Regions from separate parts of the Homo sapiens genome. Here region 2 is linked to region 1. The links are chromatin loops, found by intact Hi-C in ENCODE. Cell type or tissue: natural killer cell. All regions are shown on one strand. Links, peaks and the distances in the headings refer to the core of each region. The heading gives the core; the rest is flanking DNA.

Region 1 (5,920 bases), core at 1,198-5,197:
AAACATTATCTTTAAGGCAGTGAACAAAAGAAGGAAACCCTGTAAACAACTGGTTAGAACCCTAAGTGGAAGCCAAGACACATATTGAAATTGAGATGATATTGCTCTACCATGGCTTGATTTTTGGTTTTCTCATTATTTGTCATGCGTGTATTTCCTGTTGTGCTTTACTAAAAACAATATCTGATATCAGTTCACACTCCCTTCAAATAACAACTAAGAACTAATTTTCCAGCATGCAAATTAACTTAAATGTGACAATGCATCACATTTCAATAGGAAAAGGAATGATTATTCAATATAAATGATGTTGGGTAATTAACTATTTGGGACTCAATTCACCTTGTATGAAATATAAACAAAAAAAGAAAGAGAGAAAAAAGGAAGGAAGAAAGGAAGGAAGGAAGGGAGGGAGGGAAGAAGGAAAGCAGGGAGGGAAGGAGGGAGGGAGGAAGGAGGGAAGGAAGGAAGGAAGGAAGGAAGTAGGGAAGGGTAAGGCAAGAAATTCCTCAGTGTTTAGCAAATGCCAAGCATAAAAATCATAAAAATGAGAATTCAAAAAAAATTTCATTTGTTTTAGGTCTCCTATTGATATGGTTTGGCTCTGTGCTCCCACCCAAATCTCATCTCTAATTGTAATCCGCACTTGTTGAGAGAGGGACCTGGTGGGAGGTGATTGGGTCATTGGGGTGGTTTTCCCGATGCTGTTCTCATGATAGGTGATTTAAAAGTGTGGCACTTCCTTCTTCGCTCGCTCTCTTGCTTGCTCTCTCTCTCTCTCTCTCTCTCTCTCCTGCCACCATGTAAGACACACCTTGCTTCCCCTTCACCTTCTGCCATGACTGGAAGTTTTCTGAGGCCTACTCAGCCATGTGGAACTATGTGTCAGTTAAATCTCTTTCCTTTATAAATTGCCCCATCTTGGAGAGTTCTTTATAGCAGTGTGAAAATGGACTAAAACACCTATTTTCCAAGAAACAAAATAAATCACAAAGAAAAAAGTGACTTAGCTACATAAAAATTGAAAAGAACAAAACTATTACTATTAAAAACAGCAAATGAGTAAAGAGCAATCAAGTAAGAAAAATTTTATAGCAAATATGACCAAAAAAAAGGCTCATCTCCTGAAAATATAAAGGCTTCCTAGACACAGGTAAGAAAAATCTTAAGCCCCCTACAGCTTGAAGAAAATAGCCATAGAATTTTGCTCATCATTCTTTCAAACAGATATTTAAAATGTGATAAACTATTTCACTTCACTGGTAATGTCACAGGATTCTTGCGGTGTCATTTTTCTGGCCAGAAACCTCTGTGGCTGGTGGAGCCTTTGCTCGAGTTTTGCTCTGGCCTGCTGGGCTCATTCTGCCCACCAAGCTTGGCAGGCTGCATTTGGCTTGTGCCACTGGCCTGGATCCCACACCTGCCAAGGGCAAGCCAAGCAAGGGGTGTATGAGTGAGCGAGGGTGGGGTCTGGCCACTGCACACAACCAGGCATGCCGGCTGTGGTGGGGCAGGCAGCTCCAGGCACTGGCACGGGTGCTTGTTCCCTGCAAGGCTGTGGCTGGACCAGATATATGGCAAGTAGCTTCCACGGCTGGCACCAGGAAATGCAGTGGCACCTGGAAGCTTGGAGACACCAGGAACTGCAGAGCCCCAAAGAAGGTCACAGCCCTGGCTTGGGGAGCTCCTAGGTCTGGGCTCCCTGAAGGGCTGCAGCTCTTCTCTCCTTCTGTCTTCCTCCTTGTTACCCGCAACTTGGTGAGCAAGGAGTGTGTTTCAGCCCTGTTTGTGTTATGGCTCTTTCATCCCCACCATTCAGCGAGTCCTGAGTTCTTGTCCTGCGTCCAGGAATAATGAGGTATGTGAATAAGTGGTGGGAGAGCAAAGCCAAGAGGTGCTTTATTGAGTGATAGAATAGCTCAGAGGAGACCCATGGTAGGCACACCCTCTCTGCAGGCAAGTCATCCCAATGAGTATTCAGCTCTCATTAGAGAGGAGACCCACAGTGCATAGCTTCTCTCCACAGGCAGGTAGCCTCTCATCTGCCTGAATCTGGCTGAGTCCAGGACTTTTATGGGCTTCAGAGGGAAGGAAGTGCATGCTGATTGGTCCATGGGCAGCTATGGGTGGGCCCAGAAAAAGCACCATAATTTCTGGCTCTGGTCTGCTGAACTGGCAGCCTGGACCCCAGGCCTCAGGCCATCCCTGTCCTGAAGGTGGGGTTTCACCAGGGACCCACTTGTATCTGCCCAGAAGCCTATCTGCCTCCTGCCACCATTAACATGCCCTCTACCATGTCCAGGCTGTTTGTGCTAAGGGGTGCCTGCAGGGCCCATGCTGAGCTGCCCTTAGCCCCACCCTGGCCTCCCTCCTGTGCTCCTTGGCACCCTAAGTCCAGAGGGAGGTGAGGCAGCAGGGAGCTGGTGTATCAGCACTCACATACCTGGCTGGCTCATGACAGCATCTGGGCTGGGCCACAACTTTTCTCTGAAATTGGAGTGGGCACATGACAGCGCCTGGGTCTGGCCACAACTTTGCTGTGAAACTAGAGCAGGCACCAGGAGAGGGGAGACGCCAGTCAGCAGGAGCAGGCACATCCGATCCTGTGGGAGCAGGGGGGGCTTCCTGGCCCACGAGAATGCCGAGATGCCCAGGTCTGTAGCCACCTGCAGGTGCAGGTGTGCCTGGGAGGGCAGGGATCCCATCCCTCCAACTTGGAACGGGGAGGGGTTTCTTCCTATTCCTGACTCCTGCAGGATCCCTGGAGTGCCTCAGCAGCCAGTGTCATAGCGGGAGCCACTCTAGATGGGTGGCTGCTGCCATCAGTAATGAAAGAAATGTAAACTGAAATAAGACTTTAGTTTGACTAACAACTTATAACATAGAAATATACTGAGGAGCAAAGACGATTTGGTAGAATAAGAGTATTCACTTAATTTTGATACATGCTAATGTTTGAGAATCATTGATGTAATAAAATATTACACAGGCAGTCAGTGTTTCAAGGAACACTTAACATGGAAAAATGCTTATAATATTAAGCAAATAAAAAGAAAAACAATTATGTATATTTAGTATGATCATATGTGAATTACAGATAATATTTTTCCATTTGTAAATACATGAGTACATACATATTTGTAAAATCAAAACCATTCCTATATGTGCATATATATACATTCGCACATACATATGTACTAGCAGAAATAAATGCTATTCTCAATACATCAGAGGAGGTAGCTTTAAATTTCTTCTTTCCACATTTATGTATTTTTCCAAGTTGTCTTCTATAATGACATATTTTTAAATTATCAATAAATATCTTGGCTACATACATTTTCACATATATATGATGTTTGCAAAGCTCAAAGCCCCAAGTTTCCTATAGCCCTAAATGTTTATTAACCTTTCGTAATCAGATTGATTTATTGCAAAGAGAGGCCCCTTCAATTGTAGACAATGTTTTATCATTCAAGAAAACAGTAAGATGTGGTACTTGGGTTGACCTAGCCACAGGCAGGATGTGGCTGCCAGAAAAGCGCTATAAGTCTTTGAGCAAAGAGCCACATCCTCCTCCCACTATTTCTTTTTTTAGCTAATGGCAACTCCTAAGATTCTGACTTTAACCAAAGTTCACATCTTTGTATTGCTCTCCTACTCCCTTTTTAAGTCAGCAACTCATAATAAGCTTAGTATATAACACAGGTTATACAATTTAAGAAAATACTAGGCATTAGGGATTTCAAATAACTGAGCTCATTTAGCCAAAATGGTAAAACAGGGGGACTCGTGAAAAAGATCATAATCAAATAACGGGTATTAATGCTATATTAAAAATTGTCTGTCTTTGTTATCTCAAAAAGCCACCAGAATTCCTTCTCTGGTCTAACTTGCAACTATCCAGACACACAGAAAGTTCAATCTATTCTACTAGTACTTGGACAATGCAGTGAATCTGACATTGTTTACAATGGTCTTAAAAGCCCTTAGGTGTTGGTAACATTTTATGTCATAGAAAATATTGTAGCATGTACCTCTTTACTTGTGTACATCACTGAAACAACTTCCCTTTGCTTCCTGCTCATGGTTATATAGATTGTATGAAGATTAGAGGGCATCCCCAACTGCTGGAAACTGACAGCTGCCCTCCATTAGGGTATTTAGTGCCTAAAAGTGACATCATTCAGCTTCTATGCTATGATAGCTATGATATACTTCACCTTCTGGAGATCATATTGGAGAAATTCTGTTGGCGGAAATATAATTCCACACCCTAAGTAAGGGCAGAATTTGCTGTGATTTGGAATAATAGTGATATATTAAAGAACAGTGATATGTTAAAAGAAGTATCCAAAAATCACATATTAAAGAAAATTAAAGAGCATAATTTTATGTAGTGATCTTGAAAATTAAATTCACTTATTCAACCTACTCAACAGCAACAAAATCTTAGATTTCCTGGTAACTGTTATTCAAAATGTATGGATGTATAAGTAGGAGCATGAGCTGATTTTGGAAACCTAGATGCTGCCATCTGAATGTTATGGCCATGTCCCCTGGTTATATTACCCAGGTCATTTTTATGGCTTCCTACAAACGCGCTTTGTATTTGACTACATTTGGAAATACTCAGAAGGTTTTCAAATGAAGCCTATATGAAAGTATAGAAACTGACTGAGTCATGGAAATCCTGAAGATAAAGTGATCTTACAGAAACTAGAACAAAGTTAAGTAAAACAAGGGTCTCGATAAAAAGCCCAGTCAAAAATGAGTAACTTAAAACACCTGTGTTTTGTCAACAGTGGCTTGGCAGCTAGAATAGGAAGGACAGAGGAAGTTAAACCCACGCTGGTTTCCAGAAGTCAGCTACAAAAAATGAACCTCTAGGACCAGATGGTTTTATGGCTTTGGTAAACAATAGATTTGCATAATGCTTCCTCAATAATTCTGTCAGGAAGAGTGCTGAGCTAAAAAACAACGTGCAATTGTGCCTTTTTTGAAAGACCAGCTCTCTAAATGGCCAACTGGTAATTAGGAGAATCTAATGCTGAGAAGGACAGAGTATATAAAGGACTATTATCTTGAATAAGTAATTGTAAATGCCAGTATATTTGGTAGTATTAGGTCTCCACTGGTGGCCACATTATACACTGATTATCAAAGGGGAATGAAGGCGTCTCTGATTTTGGGCACCACCTCCCTAAAGTTTCTTTGTTTGTTCTGCTTTGTAGCTTCCTTTGACTTTTGTTTCTAAGGCTTGCGGGGGGCTGCCATTTGGTTTCTCTTCAAGAATTAACAAACCACTTACTCTTGAATTCTCTTCTAGTTAACACAGGCATCACTACTTCCAATTGATCTCAGGATGTGGGATCCTCATACACATTTTGAACAAAATCCTCTGTTTCAGCAAGTGAGTGAGAAACCTCTTCTAATTCATTTAACCAACTAATTTAATTGGCAACAATTATTTGTACATGTGTTTTCTCCACATGCCAATTTAGATTTCTACTTTTTAACACCTGAGTCAGAAATGGGCCAGTGGAATAATATACAGATGCTCCTTGACTTACAATGGAATTAACCTCCCAATAAACCCATTGTATGTTGAAAATATCTTTAAGTTGAAGGTGCATTTAATACATCTAACCGAAAAATATCACAGCTCGCCTACCTCATAGCTCAGCCTACCTTAAACATGCTCTAAACACTTATATTAGCCTGCAGTTGGGCAAAATCATCTGGCAACACAGTACGCTGAAGAGTATCAGTTGTTTACCCTCCTAATCCTGTGACTGACAGGGAACTGTGGCTCTCTATTGCTGTCCAGTATTGTGAGAGTATCTTAGGATATATTGCTAGTCCAGGAAAAGATCAAAATTCAAAATTTGAAGTAAGGTTTCTAGTGAATGCATATAGCTTT
Region 2 (5,920 bases), core at 997-4,996, 130 kb before region 1:
AACTTCATGTAATAAAACTCCCTTTCTGAATTTAATCATTTCATGATTAATTATCAGGTGAGTTAATGAGTCAAAGATTGTAAATCCAGTCTCTTATGTATAAACATATATAATTTAGTGTATACATTTTCATAGATTTTTTTATACATAATATATGCATATATGTGAGGTTGTTTTTAAACTTACCTTTCATTTTACATTAAATTTCTCCCTACCCTCAAATATGAGCCTATGACTTCTGTGAATCTGTCTCATTCAAATGTCACTTGATTCCAGTTATATATTCAATTTAACAATATCACTATAATCCCAAAATGTCCGTGTATGTGTGTGTGTGTGTGTGTGTGTGTGTGTGTGTGTGTGTGTGTCAGATGTTTAAGACTAACATTAAAATGGGCTTACATGCCCTAAGATCATGCTGCTAGAATGGTGCAAGGAAGTGTTAGGAAGGAAGCTAGCCTGACATCAGAAATGTGCCACCCACATGCATGTAATGAAGACTGTGTGACACCAACATTGTACCTAGCAAGACAAAAGTGATCTACAGTTTTAAGAGATGAGTGACATAAAGTTAAAAGTCAACAAAAGTTTACAAAACTTGCCAAGAAGCAGCTAGCAAAAATCTTGAAAATAGTAATTTCTCTAAAGGATATAACTGTTTCTAGTTTGATTAAGTCATAAGATGCATTCTATAAGAAAGATCATTTCTGTTACCTCTATCTCCAGTTTGACTTTATCTGGTGCAGTCCCAGGAATTTCCTTTGGTCACCCATTCCGCTCCTGTTAATGGCCCAACAACTGAGGTGGAATTGCCATCCACATTAAACCACCCTTCACATTTGCTTTCCCATCACCATGTTTTATTTTTAACAACACTTATCAGTAACTGGTATTTTCTTGCTTAATTAATATAAATATTTCCTTGCTTAAATAATATAAATACATGAGAATGTAAGCCTAAGAAAGTCAGAATCTTGTTTCTTTTTCATTCATGTAAACAAATATTTAGAGTCCCTACATATGCTGGACAGCGGATGGAGCAGCGATCAAAACAGGCAAAAATGCATACACCCTCGTGAAGCTTACATTCCAACAAGGAGAGACAGACAACCCAGTACAAGAGTCAAATAGTATGTTAGAAGGCAGTTAATGCTATTGAGAAAAATAAAACAAAGAAGGAACACAGGGAGTGCCAGAATAAGGGTACAGGTATGTGGTTGCAACTTAAACATCATCTCCAGCACCAACAACAGGGCTTGGAGGCAATCAATGAATACCACCTCATGGCATGGGGCCAGACTGACATAACCCAACTCCCTGGATACAGTGATTGGTTTTGAGGCATGCAAATAAAATCAGAGTCATTCAGACGCAAGAGACATTGGAGCTAGCAAGCTCCACTGTATTTTGGTGTGAACAGGCAAGGCTTGGAGCTACTATAACCATTTTGCTACCATAAGAACGAAGCCATCGTAAGTAGGAAAGCACAATGTAGGAAAAGCAGAACCTAAGAGAGCAAAATAACCAGGATTGTTTACATTATTTGATTGTCTGCTGCAAACTGTACCTGATGTTTTGCCCCTTAACTAGGCTATTCAGTTATTCAGTTACTTAGCGTAATTAGAACCTCTAAATCAACTAAATTAGTTCTTCTATGTGGGTCAAAATAATTTCCTGCTTTGCTTTCACTAATAGGAGTAATCTTTGGGGCCAATTCTTCATTTGAAAAAAGTCAAGAGTTGCTGTGTGATGTTGTTTAATCCACTCTGAGCTAGGTTTCCTATGACTTGCAACCTAAGGAGTCTGTATTGGCATGCATTCTAATTTATTATGTAATCTGAGGATTGCCTTCCCAACACATGGTATGCTCATCACTATGTCCTTGTTCCAGCTCTGGAGTACTTCCTCTGCCCTCCACTCCAAGCCTCAATTAGAGGAAGGTCCTCCACTCTACCAGTCCACATCCATATCTCCATTGCTTTCACAAAGCATTCACGAATTAATCCCTGCATTATTCACTCAATCATTAACTCTAACAAATGTTTAGCAGACACTGACAAACACTGAGAATAAGATTAATAACGCAACATCCTTGTTCTCCAGGACATTTCAAAAAGGAAGGAAAATACTTGAATGAATATCTGTAATAGCAAACACAGGCTGATTACTTGGACAGAGTGATATGCAGGAGACAATGAGTGTGTGAATGGTGGAGTAAACAAATGTCTTTGGAATGGCCCACAACTTCCCTTACCTCCACTAGGCTTGACAGTGGTATCAACTTGTCCTATAACACACATGGGCCAGTCACAGTGGCTCACACCTGTAATCCTAACACTTTAGGAGGCCGAGGTGGGCAGATCCCTTGAGCCCACGGGTTTGAGACTAGCCTGGGCAATGTGACGAAACCCTATCTTTACAAAAATAAAAAATTAACCAGGCATGGTGGTGTACTCCTGTAGTCTCAGCTATTCGAGAGACTGAAGTGGGAGGATCACCTGAGCCCGGGGAGTTCGAGGCTGCACTGAGCCCATGAACACACACACACACACACACACACACACACACACACACACACACACACACGGCCCCTATAGTGGGACCTGACTCTTCCCTAAAAAGTTCTAAAGTCTTTAAGGGCAGAACTCTGTCCTATCATTCTTTTAGAGCTTCTAACATTTCTAGCATATTATACATAGTAAGTCTCCAGTAATTGTTTATTAAATTAAAATATGGGTGTTTTGTACTCAAACATTTGAAAAGAATCATAGATGCTGTTTATCTGTAGTCCTAGTTGACTTTCATTGCTTTCTGAAACTATCAATTTTCTCTTATCTGTTGTAACAGCTGAGAGCTTATCAGAAGAGCTCGTCCTAAACCAGCAGTACATGCGCCTCTCCCATGGCATCACCACATGGCCTCTAAATCAGCTCTTCTTTGTGGGTCGAAATAAGTCCCACTTTGCTTTCACTAACACGAGTCCTCTTAGGATCCAAGGAAATAATTACTTTAGAGCTCTACTTTTAAATACTATATACAGAAGCCTCTATGCTTTGGCAATGAATTGAAGAGAGATTTTCTATTGCCACAGAACTCCTTAATCAGGCTCTTCTCAATTTAGAAAAATAAATTTAAAAGACTGACAAACTAAATGGAAGTAAGTATAGCTTTTGGTCCTTAGGATAGGGCAAACAACAATTAACCAAAAAACAAGGGGTTGGGTGGATATAGCATGTTCCTGAAAAGTTTTGAAGATTCTTAAAAGCTAATGTGATTCAAAAGGGAAGAAAGTGTTTTTCTCATATGGTGAATATTCAATCTAGTTTGTATTGTTTTTCCACATGACAATCTTATGTACTATATCACATAATGTAAATTATTTTCTATTTCCAAACCTGTGTGGTCATTTACAGGCTAAGTTTGATAAACCAACTTGCTAACCATCCTATCCAAATCTCACCTACTATTTCAAAATGTTACATTAAAATTTTGGTACCATTGTACTCTTAGTGTTACGGTCAGAGAATGCATGACTGGTGAAGTAAGGTCTGGGAAGCTGGCCTAGAATCATAACCCACACTCACAATGTGGTCAATGGGCAAGTGCATTCTGAAGTTCACAGCAGGAAAGGGAAAGCAGCATGGAAAACATGCCCTTTTCCCCATTTGAATCCTCCTACCCTTCGTTTTCTCCTCCTTTACCTGCTTGCTCAATCACAGGTAATAATATTATCCCCCCTTTTCTGTCTTCCCATGCTTCACTTTTCCATAACACAATTTGGGCAGCCACTGACTGCCTAGTGGCCAGGACAGGGAATAAGACACGCTCAGGAACTCTTGATTCTTCAGACTTTAAAGGAATACCAACCAGCCCAGCCATGGCTGTGTCCTTGTAAGAAAGGAAGAAATATTGGTCACTTTCTCTTTGATGTTTACCTATTCCAATAAGAGTGTGAAGGGTGGAGTGAACACATGTCTTTGGAATGGCCCACAACTTCCCTTACCTCCACTAGGCTTGACGGTGGTATCAACTTGTCCTATAACACACATGGGCCAGTCCCTCACATTTTTCCACATGTAGAAGATGCTCCTGTTCCCCACCTGCATGTCTTCTAGTGTGGAATGAGAGAAGAGACATCCAGAGGCCCACGCCCTCCCTTCACCTCCACCACAGCCATGTAATTAGGTGAACTTGGGCAAGTCACTTCAACTCCTTAGGTCTCAGCTGAACCATGTGATTGCTAGGCCACTTGTAGCTGAATGTTCTGCTCCATTTTTTAAGACTCCTACAGCTTTGCTTTATTGTTTGCTTATTTTTTTTCTCTATCTCTCTTTTGCTCCATGAGGGCAGAGACAATATCCGTATCATCAGACACTAGGAACGGGCCTGGCAGAAGACAGCCAGGAGGCATTATGTAAGGAGAATGAATGTACCGAGATAGGAAAACCAATATTTTCACATTTAAAAGGCAATCTTAACAAAGCAATAAGGAAGAAACAATGATCCGCTTTTTTAGTTCACTAACAATAGTAACTGAGGAATGTCAACATCATCAAGCCTTCATGTAATACAGATAGAACAGTAAATCTCAGAAGAAGTGGAATGGAGATGGTGGCTGAGGTCATAAGAATCACTTATATAATAAGAATCACTTATATTTGCAGTTACAGAAAATGAGTGAGCTTATAAAAAGTACTTCTTGGACCTTGTGCCTTCATAATCCAGTACTAACGTGGGACTCCAAGCATTCATCTTTGAACTAGGTATCTCATCAAATAATTCTGAAGCACTGATGCTCATCAACACATCAACCCAATTAGGAACCATCAAATTAGGCTCCTTCCAGTCCAGCAATATGTAACTCTATGACACACATTAAGTTTTACCAAATCTCTATTTATTTGTTTGCCTTGGGGTATTTCAGTATTATAATTTTATAACCACATATCAAGTAGATGCTATAATTTCATGCCTTACATGTACCTAATTTAATCATTTATATTAAGGCCTATATTTGTCTCTAATATTAGTATATTCTAAGAGTATGCTTTATGAATTTTAATCATAAAAAATACATTATATATGGCAAAGAGGAGAAAAATAAGGTTCCTTCCATCTGGGGCAGGGTTTCAACCTCAGCATTATTTACACTTTGGGCTTGATAATTCTGTGTTGTGGGGGGAGTTCTATGCATTGTAGGATGTTTGGCAGCATCTCTGGCTTTTACTCACTAGATACCAGCACTCTCTTGCTAGTTGTAGCGATGAAAAATAACTACAGACATTGCGAAACCCACCCGCTTCCTGCACCAGAAACCACTAAAAAAAAAAAATTAAAATAATTTAAATAGTCATGGGTCCCAAAATACAAAATGTCCATTAATGTTTATACACAAGGTAAAGCTATGGGATCAATAGGCAATTACTTAAGAAAAAGGGCTACTGGTATACTTGGTGTGAAAGTATATTCACTCGGGCCGGGCGCGGTGGCTCACGCCTGTAATCCCAGCACTTTGGGAGGCCGAGGCGGGTGGATCATGAGGTCAGGAGATCGAGACCATCCTGGCTAACAAGGTGAAACCCCGTCTCTACTAAAAATACAAAAAATTAGCCGGGCGCGGTGGCGGGCGCCTGTAGTCCCAGCTACTCGGGAGGCTGAGGCAGGAGAATGGCGTGAACCCGGGAAGCGGAGCTTGCAGTGAGCCGAGATTGCGCCACTGCAGTCCGCAGTCCGGCCTGGGTGACAGAGCGAGACTCCGTCTCAAAAAAAAAAAAAAAAAAAAAAAAGAAAGTATATTCACTCATATTTTAGTGGCTTCAACACCTTTATGAATAGTCAGGCAAATGAGTTTTATCAAAACGGTCATCTATTTTCTATTTTGTACATAAAGCTTACACAGGTGGAAAAACCTCCAAAATTA

Evidence for each region. Hi-C counts contacts between places; a loop is a spot of excess contacts. Peaks named below come from ENCODE experiments on the same cell type or tissue, not always from the same donor. Only the 100,000 strongest peaks of a DNase experiment are listed, where the experiment ranks them.
Region 2: it touches region 1 in a loop (2.8-fold over the local background); 1 of 110 quality-filtered maps calls a loop at or near these places.

What each region holds. Positions count from the first base shown.
Region 1 is chr4:101,414,688-101,420,607 of GRCh38, forward strand. No RefSeq gene overlaps it. Among named protein-coding and RNA genes, the nearest start is that of PPP3CA-DT, 70 kb to the left of the region's middle. In natural killer cell, for the core only: no CTCF peak of the experiment used is centred there; a DNase peak (open chromatin) is centred at 3,534.
Region 2 is chr4:101,289,546-101,295,465 of GRCh38, forward strand. The region is part of intron 1 of PPP3CA (protein phosphatase 3 catalytic subunit alpha); the gene reads right to left. Among named protein-coding and RNA genes, the nearest start is that of MIR1255A, 38 kb to the right of the region's middle. In natural killer cell, for the core only: no CTCF peak of the experiment used is centred there; no DNase peak of the experiment used is centred there.